Regions from separate parts of the Homo sapiens genome. Here regions 1 and 2 are each linked to region 3. A link is an interaction called in ENCODE POLR2A ChIA-PET data of the cell type or tissue named here. Cell type or tissue: Caco-2. All regions are shown on one strand.

Region 1 (5,000 bases), 290 kb after region 3:
TGGAGGTTAGAAGTCTGAAATGAGTTTCACTGGACAAAAATCAAGGTGTCAGCAAGGCAATGTTCCTTTTGCAGACTCTAGAGAAGAAATCCATTCCCTTTTCCAGTTTCTAGAAGCCATATGGATCCCTCTGCTCATGGCCCCTTCCTCAGTCTTCACAGCCAGTAGCATCTTCCTGTCTCTAACTCTCACCCTCCTACCTCCCTCTCGTAAGCATCCTGGTGATTATATTGGGTCCATCTGGACAATCCAAAATAATCTTCCCACCTCAAAATCCTTAATCACATCTGCAAACTCTTTTTGCAATGTAAGGTAACATATTCACAGGTGCTGCAGATCAGGACCTGAACATTGTTGGGGGGGATGATGATTCTGCCTACCACAGAAGAGTACCTGATACAAAGCATCTGTGAAAAATCTACAGCTAAGGCTAGGTGCGGTGGCTCATGCCTGTAATCCCAACACTTTGGGAGGCCGAGGCTTGCTGATCACCTGAGGCCAGGAGTTCAAGACCAGCCTGGCCAACATGGTGAAACCCCCATCTCTACAAAAATAGAAAAATTAGCTGGGCATGATGGCGTGTGCCTGTAATCTCAGGTACTCCAGAGGCTGAGGCAAGGTATTGTTTGAACCAGGAGGCAGACGTTGCAGTGAGCCGAGATCAGGCCACTGCACTCCAGCCTGGGTGACAGAGTGACATTACATCTCAAAAAAAAAAAAAAAAAAAAAAAATCGACAGCATGCTTAATAGGAAAGATTGATTATTTTCCATCTAAGATTGGGAACAAAGCAATAATGTTCTTACCGCTTCTACTCAGTGTTGTACTAAAGGTCCTAACAAGTGCAATAACACAAGAAAAATAAATTTAAAGTATATGGATTGGAAAATAATACAGCTGCCTTTACTTACAGGTAATACAATCATATGTAGATAATCATAAGGAATCTGCCAAAAAGCTACTAGAACTAAAAGTAAATTTAGTAAGGTGACCCAGAGTCAATATGCTTTGAGAAGTGTATTGACCCCAGTAGGGTCTCTGCTTCGTTTTCTTTGTTTTCTTTGCCTGACTGGGAGCCCTTTGACCTTTGTACCTTTATTTTTTTTTTCTTTTTCTTTTTTAGAGACAGTTTCACTGTGTTGCTCAGGCAGGCCTCAAACTCCTGGGCTTGAGTGATCCTGTTGCCTCAGCCTCCCAAGTAGCTGGGGCTATAGGTGTGCACCACCACGCCTGGCCTGTATTCTGTACCTTTGAGAAGAGTCTCTTCTTGAGCTGTGCTGTAACCCTAAAAAATTCTGTGGCTGGGAATGCGCTAAATATTTGAAAATAGGCCCAGAAGGCCAACCAACCCAGCTGAACTAGTGACCAAGACCTTATAACTTTTGCATGGTTCTTGAACCACCCACCCCAGCCACTGTCACGACAGTTATTAGAATCAGAAAGGGTAGCTACACTTGGGATCTGGTTGGTGGTCTCAGGGATAAAGAGGTCAGGAGTCATCCATTCCTGATTGCTTCCTGTCTCAGCCTCACATCCAGCCCAACAGAAAGCCCTGTTGGGTGTGGTCAGAACACAGCTAAGATCCAACCACTTCTCACCTGGAGAGAGCCTACTACGGCTTCCTGCGCGGCATCCTCTCTTCTCAGCAGGAAGGAGGGGTCAGGTCGTCTCATGCCCCTACTCAGAATCCTCCCTGTCACACTTAAAATCAATCCCAAGTCCTCTCCCTGGAAAGGCTCTGTGTGACCTGACTCTAAACTCGCCACTCCCCTCATCCTGTCTTCCCTGACCGCCTGCTGAGGACGCGCCTCCCTGAGGCCTGTACTCACACTCACACCCTGGCACTCTGTGTCCTCTGAACGCTGCTTTGTTTCCTCTTGGCACTTATCACTCTCACACTCTTTTCTTATTTGTTTACTGTCCACCTTGCCAACTAGATTGTGGGCAGGAATCTTGCTTTTCATACTGCAGAATCTCGTGTTTTGAACAGTGCTTGGCACAAAGTCAGCACACAGTATCTATTTGTTGAATGAATGACTGAGTCTCTGTGATAAACACTCGGACGGAGCCACGATTACAAGCAGTTTTAAGGAGAGCTCATCACCATTTGCACTCCTACTGTCTGTGAGCACAGATGGTGTTGGGAATGATTCTTGAAGGCCTATCATTGCATGATTTGCAGCAAACACATATTGAGCATTTACTAAGACCTACCCTTCCCTGAGGACAGAGGGCCCACCCAGAGCCAGCCCTTAGCTGAAGACGGAGTGCTGTGGGGCACACAGGTCCAGTTGACTGACAGGGGAGCAGGTCACTAGGGGTGATGAGGAGGTGACTTTGGTTCTGTCCTTGGAACTGATGCTACAAACAGCCTGAATCTTCCTGTTTGGGGGGCAGTCTCTCCCAGCTCTTCATCCTCTCTCCCCCTCTCAACATGCATAGGTGTACTCACCTGCTCATTCATTTATTCAGTAAACATCTGCTGAGCACCCACCACATGCTGGACACTCTGCTCTGGGCCCAGACACAGGTATGAAATCATCACACTCGGGGAAATAAGTGCTGTCTTGTCAGCACATCCACAGCTGGGATTTTCCTTAATGGTCCTCATTTCAAGTATTTAGTTCCTGTATTATTCTCATCAGACCACGTACCCTGATTTTTTTTTTTTTTTTTTTTTTTGAGATGGAGTTTTGCTCTTGTTGCCCAGCCTGGAACACAATTGCATGATCTCAGCTCACTGCAACCTCCACCTCCTGGTTTCAAGCAATTCTCCTGCCTCAGCCTCCTGAATAGCTGCCATTATAGGTACCTGCCACCATGCCTGTCTAATTTTTTTGTATTTTTAATAGAGATGGGGTTTCACCATGTTAGCCAGGCTGGTCTCGAACTCTGTCCTCAGGTGATTCCCCCGCCTCGGCCTCTCAAAGTGCTGGGATTACAGGCATGAGCCACTGTGCCCGGCCATGATTTTGTTTTAGGAAATAAATTTAGCCAGCTGTGGTGGCTCATGCCTGTAATCCCAGCACTTGGGAAGTCTAAGGCGGGAGGATGGCTTGAGCCCAGGAGTTCGAGACCAGCCTGGGCAATAGAGTGAGATCCTGTCTCTACAAAAATTTAAAAGTTAGGCATGGTGGTGCACGCCTGTAGTTCCAGCTACTCAAGAAGCTGAGGTGGGAGGATCACTTGAGCCCACAAGTTCAAGACTGCAGTGAACCATGATTGTGCCACTGCACTCCAGCCTGGGCAATAGAGTGAGATCCTGTCAAAAAAAAAAAAAAAAAAAGCTGGGTGTGGTGGCTCATGCCTATAAACCCAGCACTTTGGAAGGCCAAGGTGGGCAGATCACCTGAGGTCAGAAGTTCAAGACTAGCCTGGGCAACATGGCCAAACCCTGTTTCTACTCAAAATACAAAAATTACCTGGGCCAGACATGGTGGGTCACGCCTGTAATCTGAGCACTTTGGGAGGCCAAGGTGGGTGGATCACTTGAGGTCAGGAGTTCAAGACCAGCCAGGGCAACATGGCAAAACCCTGACTTTAAAAAAAAATACAGCTGGGCGCAGTGGCTCATGCCTGTAATCCCAGTACTTTACGATGCCAAGGTGGGTAGATCACAAGGTCAAGAGATCAAGACCATCCTGGCCAACATGGTGAAACCCTGTCTCTACTAAAAATACAAAAATTAGCTGGGCGTGGTGGCACGCACCTGTAATCCTAGCTACTCGGGAGGCTGAGGCAGGAGAATTGCTTGAACCCAGGAGGCATAGGTTGCAATGAGCCGAGATTGTGCCACTGCACTCCAGCCCAATGACAGAACGAGACTCCGTCTAAAAAAAAAAAAACACACACAAAAATTCGCAGGGCGTGGAAGCATTCACCTGTAGTCCCAGCTACTCAGGAGGCTGAGGTGGGAGAATCGCTTGGGCCTGGGAGGTGGAGGTTGCAGTGAGCCGAGATAGTGCCACCGCACTCCAGCTTGGGTGACCCTGTCTTAAAAAAAAAAAAGTCTGGGCGCGGTGGCTCATGCCTGTAATCCCAGCACTTTGGGAGGCCCAGACGGGCAGATCACAAGGTCAGGAGATCGAGACCATCCTGGCTAACATGGTGAAACCCCATCTCTACTAATACAAAAAATTAGCCGGGTGTGGTGGCAGCCGCCTGTGGTCCCAGCTACTCGGGAGGCTGAGGCAGGAGAATGGCGTGAAACCGGGAGGCAGAGCTTGCAGTGAGCCGAGATCCCGCCAACTGCATTCCAGCCTGGGCGACAGCAAGACTCCATCTCAAAAAAAAAAAAAAAAAGAGGAAAAGAAAAGAGATAAACCTATTATAGCTACAGAAGAGGTATTTTCAAGATGCTATGGGAGTTGAGAACAAAAATTGACATAGTATGGGAAGGCGATAGCCTGGGTAGGTGATAGTCTGGGAAGGCGATAGTCTGGGTAGGTGGTAGTCTGGGAAAGTCCCACTGGAAAGAATGGCGAAGGATGAGTGTGAGCTTGCCGTGAGGAGAAGCGGAGGGCAGGCTTTCCAGATGGAGGGAGGGGTATGTGTAAGGATGCAGCGGTAGAAAGAACAAGGTGTTTACAGAGTGGCTGGTGGGCAGAGGGTCCAGAGGGAACAGTGGAAGCTGTGGCTGGACGCGGAGCCTAGAGGAGGACCCACCAGAAAGAAAGGCCAAGTATAAGGTCCTAATTTCAGAAAGCTCCAGCAGGCTTAGGCAACATCACCTCCGGGACCTCTGGGGTCAGGTATTCCAGTGATGATGCTGGGAGTGAGGGATGAGGGATCAGATAAGGAGCTGCATGTGAGAAGTGGGCCTAGCAGGACCCTCCTGAACCTTCTCTGCTGAGGCCTCTAAGAAGCTTTAGGGATTGAATGTTGCACCCTCCACTGTCTGCACCCTGAGGACAAAAGCCATGACTTAGCAGGCCTGACTCGGAGGAGATGCTCAGTAAGTGTTTCCCAACTGACAGTGGACAGAGGTGAGCCCTGCAGGGG
Region 2 (5,000 bases), 190 kb after region 3:
AACCTATTTATATTAATGTCAAAAAACATGATCTGGTGGCTCATGCCTACAATCCTAGCACTTTGAAAGGCTGAGGCAGGAGGATCAGTTCAGCCTAGAAGTTTAAGACCAGCCTGGGAAACATAGCAGGACCTCTTCTCTATTTAAAAAATAAATAAATAAATAAAAAATTAGGCCGGGCGCAGTGGTTCATGCCTGTAATCCCAGCACTTTGGGAGGCTGAGGCAGGCGGATCACGAGGTCAGGAGTTCGAGACTAGCCTGGTCAACATCGTGAAACCCCCATCTCTACTAAAAATACAAAAATTAGCCAGGTGTGGTGGTGCGCGCCTGTAGTCCCAGCTACTTGGGAGACTGAGGCAGGAGAATCGCTTGAACCCGGGAGGCAGAGGTTGCAGCGAGCCGAGATCGTACCACTGCACACCAGCCCGGGCAACAGTGCGAGACTCCATCTCAAAAAAAAAAAAATTAGCTGGGCGTGGTGGTGCACTCCTGTAGTCCTAGCTACACAGGAAGCTAAGGCAGGAGGATTGCGCACGCACAGAAGGTCAAGGCTGCAGTGAGCCGTGATGGCACCACTGCACTCCAGCCTGGGTGACAAGACAGAGACCCTATCTCAAAAACAAAACACATGATCTGTATGATACCCAGTCAGTTCTTTGTAATTTAATTTATTGTATATTTTATGGCCAAGAATGTGGTCATTTTTAGCAAATGTTCCATGTGTGAGAAGTATATTTTATATGAGGTTTAGAGTTTTCTGTCTGTGTGCGTGCGTGTGCGTGCGTGCATGTACACACAGATTTTCTTTTTAGTCAGAGTCTATTCATCTATTGACAGACACTTGGGTTGTTTCTACCTTTTGGCTACTGTGAGTCAAACTGCTATAAATATTGGCGTACAAGTATCTGTTTAAGTCTGTTTTCAATTCTTTTGGGTTTATACCCAGAAGTGGAATTGGTTGATCATGTGGCAGATCTATGTCTCGCTTTCTGAGGAACCACCCAACTATTTTCCACAGCAGCTGCATCATTTTATATTCCTACCAGTAATGCACAGGGTTCCAATCTCTCCACATCTTTGCAACACTTGCTTCCACTTTTCTTGATAGCTTTTGGGGTTTGTTTGTTTGTTTGTTTGTTCTGGAGACAGGGTTTCACTCTGCTGCCCAGGCTGAAATTAACAATAGTGCCATCATAGCTCACTGCAGCCTTGACCTTCTGGGCTCAAGCAATCCTCCCACCTCAGCCTCCTGTGTAGCTGGGACTACAGGTGTGCACCACCATGCCCAGTTTGTTTTTTTTTTTTTCTTTTGGTAGAGAAGAGGTCTCACTGTGTTGCCCAGGCTGGTCCTGAACTCCCAGGCTCAAGTGGTACTCCACCTCGGCCTCCTAAAGTTCTGGGATTACAGGCAGGAGCCTTGATAGCTATCTTAATGGGTATGAAGTATCATTATGGTTTTGATGTGCAGTTCCCTGATGACTAATGCTGTTGAGATGTTGAGCATATTTACTGAACATCTATCTTTGGAGAACTATCCTTGTACATTTTAAAACTGGGTTTATCTTTTTGTTGTTCAGTTGTAGGGAATTCTTATATATATATATTCTTGGCATTAAACCCTTATCAGATACATGATTTGCAGAGATTTTCTCCCATTCTGTGCGTTGGCTTCATTTCTTCATAGTGTCTTTTTTTCTATGAGACAGAGTCTCACTCTGTTGCCCAGGCTGGAGTGCAGTGGCACAATCTCAGCTCACTGCACCCTCCACCTCCCAGGTTCAAGTGATTCTCCTGCCTCAGCACCCCCGAGTAGCTGCGATTAATAGGCATGCGTCACCAGCCTAGCTAATTTTTGTATTCTTAGTAGAGACAGGGTTTCACCATGTTGGGCAGACTGGTCTCAAACTCCTGACCTCAAGTGATACACCCACCTCAGCCTCTCAAAGGGCTAGGATTATAGGCATAAGCCACCACACCCAGCTTTTTTCTTCATAGTGTCCTTCGATGCATAAAAAGTTTTCCATTTAATGACGTCTAGTTTATCTGCTTTTTTTTCCCTTCTTTATCTGCTTTTTTTTTTTCCCCTTCTTTCATTGCTTATGCTTTTGGTGTCTTAAGAAACCATTGCAAAATCCAAGGTCATGGAGATTTGGTCTTATGTTTTCATCTGAGAGTTTTGTTTGTTTGAGACAGAGTCTCCCTCTGTTACCCAGGCCGGAGTGCAGTAGCGTGATCTTGGCTCACTGCAACCTCTGCCTCCCGGGTTCAAGTGATTCTCCTGCCTCAGCCTCCTGAGTAGCTGGGATTACAGGTGTCCACCACCAAGCCCGGCTAATTTTAGTATTTTTAGTAGAGATGGGGTTTTGCCATGTTGACCAGGCTGGTCTTGAACTGCCGACCTCACCTTGGCCTCCCAAAGTGCTGGGATTACAGGCATGTGCCACCACATCTGGCTATTTTTTGTATTTTTAGTAGAGACGGAGTTTTGCCATGTTGCCCAGGTTGCTCTCGAACTCCTGGCCTCGAGTGATCTGCCTGCCTTGGCCTTTGCCTTTCAAAGTGCTGGGATTACAGGCGTGAGCCTCCACGTTCATAACCATGATCCCTCTGATTTCTCCCATCCCTCTGTCCCCTTTTAGAACTCTGATAGATGCATGTTCTTTCTCTTCCATGCCTCTGAATCTCTTTTTAGTAGTTTTTCTTTTTTATTACTTAGTCCCTACTTCTGTTTCTAAAAAGATAAAGTACCCAGGTGCAGTCTTATATAATAATTAAGACTCCCTTTTATTCCCACTCTTCTTTAAACTAAGCCAGACACAGGTCCCCACTGTCTACCCTGGGGAGCTCATTTTATTCCCCCCAGCTTAACTATTCATTTAAAATTAAAGTTTTATTCTATTCATGGGGCAGCTGAAGCATTTTGTACCTGAAGCCTTTCAGCCCTCCTCTCCCTGTAGGGCTCTGCTACTCAGGACAAGTCCTCAGCAGGGTTGAATCTCTGTACGATCTCCAGGGTGGCCTTGTTTCTATGATGGCCTGATTTTCCTCCTGCTCTAGTTCCAGAGCCCCTGTTTTATCTCTTTCCATTGTCTTACTATCTCTGCTTTGAGCTCTTTTACATATTCTTGGATAAATGTTACAATTTTCATCTATTCCCTGGCAACAATTTCTGGTAAGTATTCATGTGCCATTTGCTGTTCCTGTAATATCTTTAACTCCTGTGTCAGTTCCCTTTTAATTACTAATTTCTTAATGAGGTGAATTCTTTCTTGATGAGCTCTTGTAAGTAGATCATTGTGAGAGACGGGCCAGGACTGTGTCCCAGGCTGGCAGGAATCTGTACGTGGGATGGGTGCCTGGAAGAGTTCTATCAGGATTTTCTTCTCCACAGGCAACTACAGGGCTCCTCACAGTGCAGGACCTCCCCACCTCTGTCATTCTCCTTGTTGCCGGCTAGGTTCAGGAAAGCTCTTGCTGCAGTCCACACTCTTTCTTTTTTGTTTTTGAGACAGGGTCTTGCTCTGTCACCCAGGTTGGAGGAATGCAGTGGTGCCATCATAGTTCACTGCAGCCTTGAAACCCTGGGTTCAAACAATCCTCCCGCCCCGCCTTGCCTCCTGGATAGCTGGGACTATGGGCATCCACTACCACACCCAGCTAATTTTTGAATTTTTTCATAGAGAGAGGGTTTCACTTTGTTGCCCAGGCTGGTCTTGAACTCCTGGGCTCAAGTGATCCTCCTGCCTCAAGCCTCCTAAAGTACTGGGATTATAGGTCTGAGCCACTATGCCCAAGCCTCCTTTTTTAATTTCAAATAAGAGATTATTTCAAATAAGAGATTATTGGGTATGCTCCTTTTGTTTGTTTGGTTTTTGAGATGGAGTCTTACTCTGCCACCCACGCTGGAGCGTAGTGGGCGTGATCTTGGCTCACTGCAACCTCCGCCTCCCAGGTTCAGATTCTCCTATCTCAGCCTCCCAAATAGCTGGGATTACAGGCATGGGCCACCACGCCTGGCTAATTTTGTATTTTTAGTAGAGACAGGGTTTTACCAGGTTGGCCAGACTGGTCTCGAATTCCTGACCTTGTGATCCACCCGCCTCAGCCTCCCCCATCTTGTTTACTTTGTTTGCTTTTCAGTGATTTCTAAGGGGGTTGGGGATGGGTGGCACTGTCTTTATGCCAGCACCTTTTGTGTGTGGTGGGGGTGGGGGCAAGGTCTCACTTTGTCACTCAGGCTGGAGTGCAATGCTGTCATCACAGCTCACTGCAGCCTCAACCTACCTAGTTCAAGTGATCCTCCCAAGTAGCTGGGGCTACAGGCACATGCTACCATGCCTGGCTTATTTTTGTATTTTCTGTAGAGATGGACTTTTATACCCCGTGGCCTAGGCCTCTCAAAGTGCTCAGCTGTGCCAGTACTTTATGATTTTTTTGAGGCAGGGGGTCTCACTCTGTCCCCCAGGCTGGAGTGCAGTGGCATGGTCTAAGCTCACCACAGCCTCTGCCTCCCAGGTAGCTGGGACCACAGATGCGCACTAGCACACCCAGCTAATTTTTTGTATTTTTGGTGGAGACCTCCTGCCTCCCTAAGTGCTGGGATTACAGGCATGAGCCACTATGCCCGGCTGATGCCAGCACTTTAAAACTAGAAGTCATAATACAAGATCAACCTTGTATTCCTGGGTTAAAGAGACTTCTCGATTAGGATATTTATTTTTTACAATTCTTCTGATAGATCCTATTTGCTTATACTTTAAGACTTCTACATTTATGTTAGTGAAAGTGGTCCATTCTTGGCATGTCCTATCTGCTCTCAGAGTTCTTAAAACCAGTTGCATCATTTTCCATGTTTATTTAATCTCTGGAACGGAATATATAAAAAAGGGATTTCCTGTTCTTTGAAAGTTTTTAATACCTCAGCTGTAAAACTACTTACACCTAGTTCCTTTTTCTGAGAAGAGTTCTGCTTCAGTTTCTTAAAAATATTTATGAGTC
Region 3 (5,000 bases):
CAGGGGGTGCGTCTAGCCATAGGAAGGACATGGGTTTTCCCTGAGTCAAGCCAGAGACCTTGGAAAGCTTGGAGCTGGGAGGTGATGTGATCAGATTCATGGGCATGAGACTTCCTCTGGAGAAGGGATGCCCAGGAGAAGGCTGGGCCAGTCATCTGGACGGGATGGAGAGGATGAGGTCTGGGTAGGGGCAGGAGGCTGGGCTGGGCAAGGGATTCAGAGCCTTCCAATGAGTCCTTCCCAGCCTTTGAGCCTCATCCTCTTCACCAAGAAATGGCCCGATCTCCACGGCCCCCCTCCTTTCCTCTCCTTTTGACACCTGCAGACTTTCCCTGTCCCGCCCGTTCCGTTTTTTGTTTTTTTTGTTTTGTTTTGTTTTTTTGTTTCTTTGTTTGAGACAGGGTCTCACTCTGTTGCTCAGGTTGGAGTGCAGTGGCACGATCTCTGTTCACTGCAACCTCTGCCTCTGGGGTTCAAGCAGGTCTTCTCCCTCAGCCTCCCTAGTAGCTGGGACTACAGGCGCCCGCCACTGCACCCAGCTAATTTTTGTATTTTTAGTAGAGACAGGGTTTTGCCATGTTGGTCAGGCTGGTCTCAAACTCCTAACCTCAAGTGATCCGCCCGCCTGTGCCATCTTGGGTGCCTCACTGTGCATCATCTGTCCCGGCAGCCCCAGGAGGAGGTGCCCCCATTTCACAGGTGAGGAAGTGGAGACTCAGAGGGGAAAGGAGTTGCCCAGGATCAGAGCTGGGCCTGCCTGGGTCTCTATTCTCTCTAGCACCTCCCCTCCCATCCCAGCCCCCCACCAGTCAAGGCCCCTTCTGAGCCATGACCTCAATTTTCCAAGGTAAGGCAGCTTGTTAGCATCTCAAAGAACACTCTCGCCTGCCACCATGTATATTCATGGAGCTTCAAAGAGGAAGCTCCAGACAGGAGGCTCTTTCTTTCCTTCCAAGAGCAAATTCTCACCCTCTCAGATGCAGGATGTAGTCTGGCTGGAAAAAGACTTATTTTTTCTTCTTTCTCTCTCTTTTTTTACTAGCTAGTAAAAGGGAGATGCTACCTCCGGCTCTTAACGACTGAACATTTGTTCTGCCTGGTTGGTTTGAGAAGTTGTGGGGGCTTCAGAGACCTTGGCCTTGCAGTGGATTCCGAGGCCATCTGGTCCCACTTTGAGGGTCACAGAGGATGGGGACAGGGTTCAGAGGGCATCAGGGCAGCATACTCATCCTGCTGCAAATGCACCATGAAAATGCAGCTCTTCTCCTTCTATTGGTGTGTGCTTGACATTTTTCATACTAAGAAGTTAATAGAGGGTTTTTTTTTCTAAAACCCCTGAGCTCCCTGAGCACCTCACTCCGTTCCAGCCACTCTACCTTTGCCCACGCTTCCCCTCTGCCTGATGCGCCTCTGTGTGCCTGGTGGATTCCCGTGCATGTTTCAAGGCTTGATTCCAATGTCGCCTCCTCTCAGAAGCCTCCCCTGACTCCCTGGGTGGTCATGGCTGTGCTATGCTTCCTCCTTTATCCAGTGGATGGCTTTGATTCCTTGTAGCAGTCCTGTGAGGAAACTGAGGCTTGCCCAAGGCTGCATAGCATGGGTGAGGATTCAAATGTGTGGGTTGCTGTGTGACTCCCCGCGAACCACTCTGCCCTTCTGCCCTGCACATCACACGGCATTCTGTAGGCCAGGTCTTCCTGGCTGGGTCTGCCCCTGCTGGCCTCGAAGCCCTTCAAGGGTGGGTCCACATGGGTGTGGATCTTGGGTACCCAGCTTCGGGCTGTTACTGAGGATGCACTGACAGGTGTTTCCCAAATGGGTGAAAACATAGATAATTTTCCCCACTCCCTGCCATTATGGAGCTAAGGCAGAACTTGGGAAACTCATGGGACCTGCCTTTAGAGGCACTAGGAGCAAGAAACCCAGGCAGGCTGGAAAGCCACTGTCCCCACCCAGCGACCCACAACCCACAGGGGTGACCAGGTATCTGGGGAGTGGCGACTCTGTGGACAGCAAGGATGTCGTGTGTGCTGCGTCATTCAGCAAACACAGATTGAGCTCTGTGTGCCAGGCACAGGGCTGGGCACCAGAAGCACAGCGGTGAACAAGCCAGACCCAGCCCCTGGCCTCCCAGGGCTCTCACATGAGAGGTGGAGGGTGGGCAGACCAGAAATTGACAAAAATGCTACAGTGTGGAAAACAACAATTAGGGGGTTGGTCTGCAGGGCCTCTGGGGGCTGGGAGAGTTATCAGAGACTTTTCAGGGGGTATTACTGAGGCTGAGCTCTGCTGGCTGATGGCGAGCTGGTCAGGGAGGTGTCTGACCAGCATCCTGCAAAGGCCACGAGGTGAGAGAATCTAAGCTCACTCAGGGAACAGATGAGAAGGAGTGTGACCTGAGGGCCGGGGAAAGGAGAACCATTGAGGTCTGAGGGGCATAGCAGCGGAGACAGGGCTTGGCTTGTGGTTCGAAAAGCCCCCTGTGTGTGCAGCAGGGAGTGCAATTTGCAGGGGCCCAGGTGGCCATGGAGACCCCACGTAGGAGGCTGGTGCTGTTTTCAGGGGAGATGAAGGTGGCCTGAATCGGGACAGGGGCTGGGGAGGTCAAGGCGAGGGGCCAACCCAATTTTAGAGGCAGAGCCTGCTGGATTTTGTACTGGGCTAGGTGAAGGGCAAGGAAGGCAGTCTGGCTGAGCCCTGGAGGTGAGGAATGCTGGTTACTGAGATTGGGAGTTGGGGCTGCTGGAGACACGGCAGCTAAGGCTTTCTTTGTGAGGATCTCCACAGTGGCCTAGGGGCAGCTGGGTCGCCGGCACAGGGTGGTCCCTTTCCCCCAGTCCTGCCTCTCAGCCTGTATCTGGGACCGACGTGTCTATTGGAGGTGAAAATCATGCCTCCCGCCTGAGCCCGATTGCCCCCCGGGGGTGGCAGAACGCCAGGTGCCCATTTTAATTCTCCGACAGTCATACTGCTTTATTGTTCCTATTTGGGATTTTATTATTATTGCTGTTAATGGTTTGAAAAGGCCTTTTAATTAAAGCTGCAGGTTGGAGCTGGCACCTGAGCCCCTGGGGTGGGTGGGAAGAAGCCTTGCCAAGCGTTCACCCCACCTCTTACAGAGCTGGAGGCTTTTGAGATGGGGGCTGTGAAGCCTTCCATGGGGAGACTAGGGGACCCTGCCGTTGAGACCATGGTACAGCCACCGCCAGGCCTCAGTTCTCTGCCTGTGATACAACCAGAAGATTTTCCCAGCACAGATGGCATGACATTGATTTGTAAATGGACCTGTTGGTAGGGAGCTGGTGGGACACACCTGGGTTTCAGTCTCATCTTTGCTGCTTACTGGCTGCAGGACCTTGAGCAAGATGCTTAAATGGCCGCAGCCTCTGTTTGCTCATCTATAAAATGGGAGTGCTGAGTTCCTGCCTCCATAGGGCTGTTAAGAGGAATAAAGAGATGATCCAACCCCTGGCCCAGGCTGAACACTCAATAAATGGGGGTCATGTTATTGTGACTGTCGAGACTGTGGGGATCAAGCGAGGCTGTGTGTCTGAGCCTAGCACGTGGTAGATGCTCCGGACACAGCTGCTCCGGACACATCAGCTGCTCTTATAGCAGATGTTGCTGCCTTCTCCTCCCCTTCTTCCTCCCTCTTGTTCCCGAACGTGCAGGAGGTTTGACCCGTCTTTGCCTTTGCACATGCTGTTTCCCCATCCGTCGTGCCTCCCTTCATCTTTTGCCCACCTGGACATCCTTTTTGACCCAGGTGTGGAGCTGCCCCCTCTGGGAAGCCTTCTCCAGCTCCTCCTTTGGGACCTGGTTTCCCAGAGCTGCCCAAGCATCCCCTCTTAGGGGCCTGGTCTCCCTGCCTGTAATGACTTGTTGACTCCCAGGGGTTGCAAACTCAGGGGCCTGCAGGACCTGGCAGATCAGATCAGAGAGGAATATTGTCGAGTGAAGGATGACAGGTTCCTGTTTCTAAGCGCTGCTCCCACCCTGTGGCCAGGGCCCTCCTCCCCTGCCTCCAGAGGGACAGTTCCCTTTAGAGAGTTTGCCAATCCAGTCCATGCCCATGGAACACCTATAGTGTGTTGCCCTGAGCTGCGGGGCACCTCCACCACGAACTTCCTCCATTTCCATCCTCGTAACCACCTACGACATCTTTCCATGCCCATTTGGCTGACGACGAGACAAAGGCCACAGAGCTGAAGTTTCTGGCCTCCAGGGTCACCTAGGAGACAACTGTTGATGCCCCATCCTGATTTCCTCCCCTGACCAATATTGGCAGCTCCATCAGAATCATGTTCTTCCCTAGGACCCTTGCGCTTGCTGTTTCCTCTGCCTGAGACTCTGCCCCCAGACACCTGCAGGGCTTCCCGCCTGTGTTAAATGTCGCCTCCTCAAAGAGCCCTCCTCTCACCCTTCTCCCTGCTCTGTTATGCCTATGGCTGTGATCACACCCTGACATGTTGTACATTTGTTTGTTTAATCTGCATCTTTCCCACCGGACTTCAAGTCAGCAGCCCTGTGTGTTTGGCTTACATCTTATCTCCATTCCCTAGGATGATGGCTGGCATGAGTACCAGCAGGTGTTTGTGGATGAGTGACTCTCCTAACTGTGGGTGTGTGTGGGACTAAGGGGACAATGGGGGTCCAGCAGTCCCAGGGGCAGGGAAACTGGGAAACTGGAGGGCCCAGAGGGCAGCCCCCATCAGCTGCTCCCCACTCCTCTGGTTTCCTTGGCTGCCTTGATGTGCCCACCCTTGACTGTGGCCTTGCATCCAACCAGAGTGGGCGTCAGTCCAGCTTTGCTCCCGCCTGCTGTGGAGACAGCCAGCCCCCTTCTCCTTCCTGGGGCCACTGGAGCCCAGCAGACCCCAGAGGGGCCCCCAGCCCGCACCCAGTCTCCCATCTCAGCCCCCTCTCTGCTGTGCGCACACCTCTCCCTCCTCCTACAGCAAATACATTTTGGACTTAAAATAAAAAGCAGATACGGCGGA

What was found. ChIA-PET counts read pairs that join two places held together with the same protein. Peaks named below come from ENCODE experiments on the same cell type or tissue, not always from the same donor. Only the 100,000 strongest peaks of a DNase experiment are listed, where the experiment ranks them.
Region 1: POLR2A ChIA-PET joins it to region 3 with 8 read pairs; 2 of 35 experiments call an interaction of 5 or more read pairs at or near these places.
Region 2: POLR2A ChIA-PET joins it to region 3 with 6 read pairs; 2 of 35 experiments call an interaction of 5 or more read pairs at or near these places.

What each region holds. Positions count from the first base shown.
Region 1 is chr20:36,622,559-36,627,558 of GRCh38, forward strand. The region is part of intron 5 of SLA2 (Src like adaptor 2); the gene reads right to left. Among named protein-coding and RNA genes, the nearest start is that of RAB5IF, 19 kb to the left of the region's middle. In Caco-2, no CTCF peak of the experiment used is centred here; no DNase peak of the experiment used is centred here.
Region 2 is chr20:36,518,663-36,523,662 of GRCh38, forward strand. All of the region lies in intron 10 of DLGAP4 (DLG associated protein 4), which reads left to right. The region is part of intron 2 of DLGAP4-AS1 (DLGAP4 antisense RNA 1); the gene reads right to left. Among named protein-coding and RNA genes, the nearest start is that of MYL9, 20 kb to the right of the region's middle. RefSeq lists an enhancer at 927-996. In Caco-2, no CTCF peak of the experiment used is centred here; no DNase peak of the experiment used is centred here.
Region 3 is chr20:36,332,014-36,337,013 of GRCh38, forward strand. All of the region lies in intron 1 of DLGAP4 (DLG associated protein 4), which reads left to right. Among named protein-coding and RNA genes, the nearest start is that of DLGAP4, 28 kb to the left of the region's middle. RefSeq lists enhancers at 1-184, 185-846, 847-1,506, 1,507-2,168, 4,385-5,000. In Caco-2, no CTCF peak of the experiment used is centred here; a DNase peak (open chromatin) is centred at 2,583.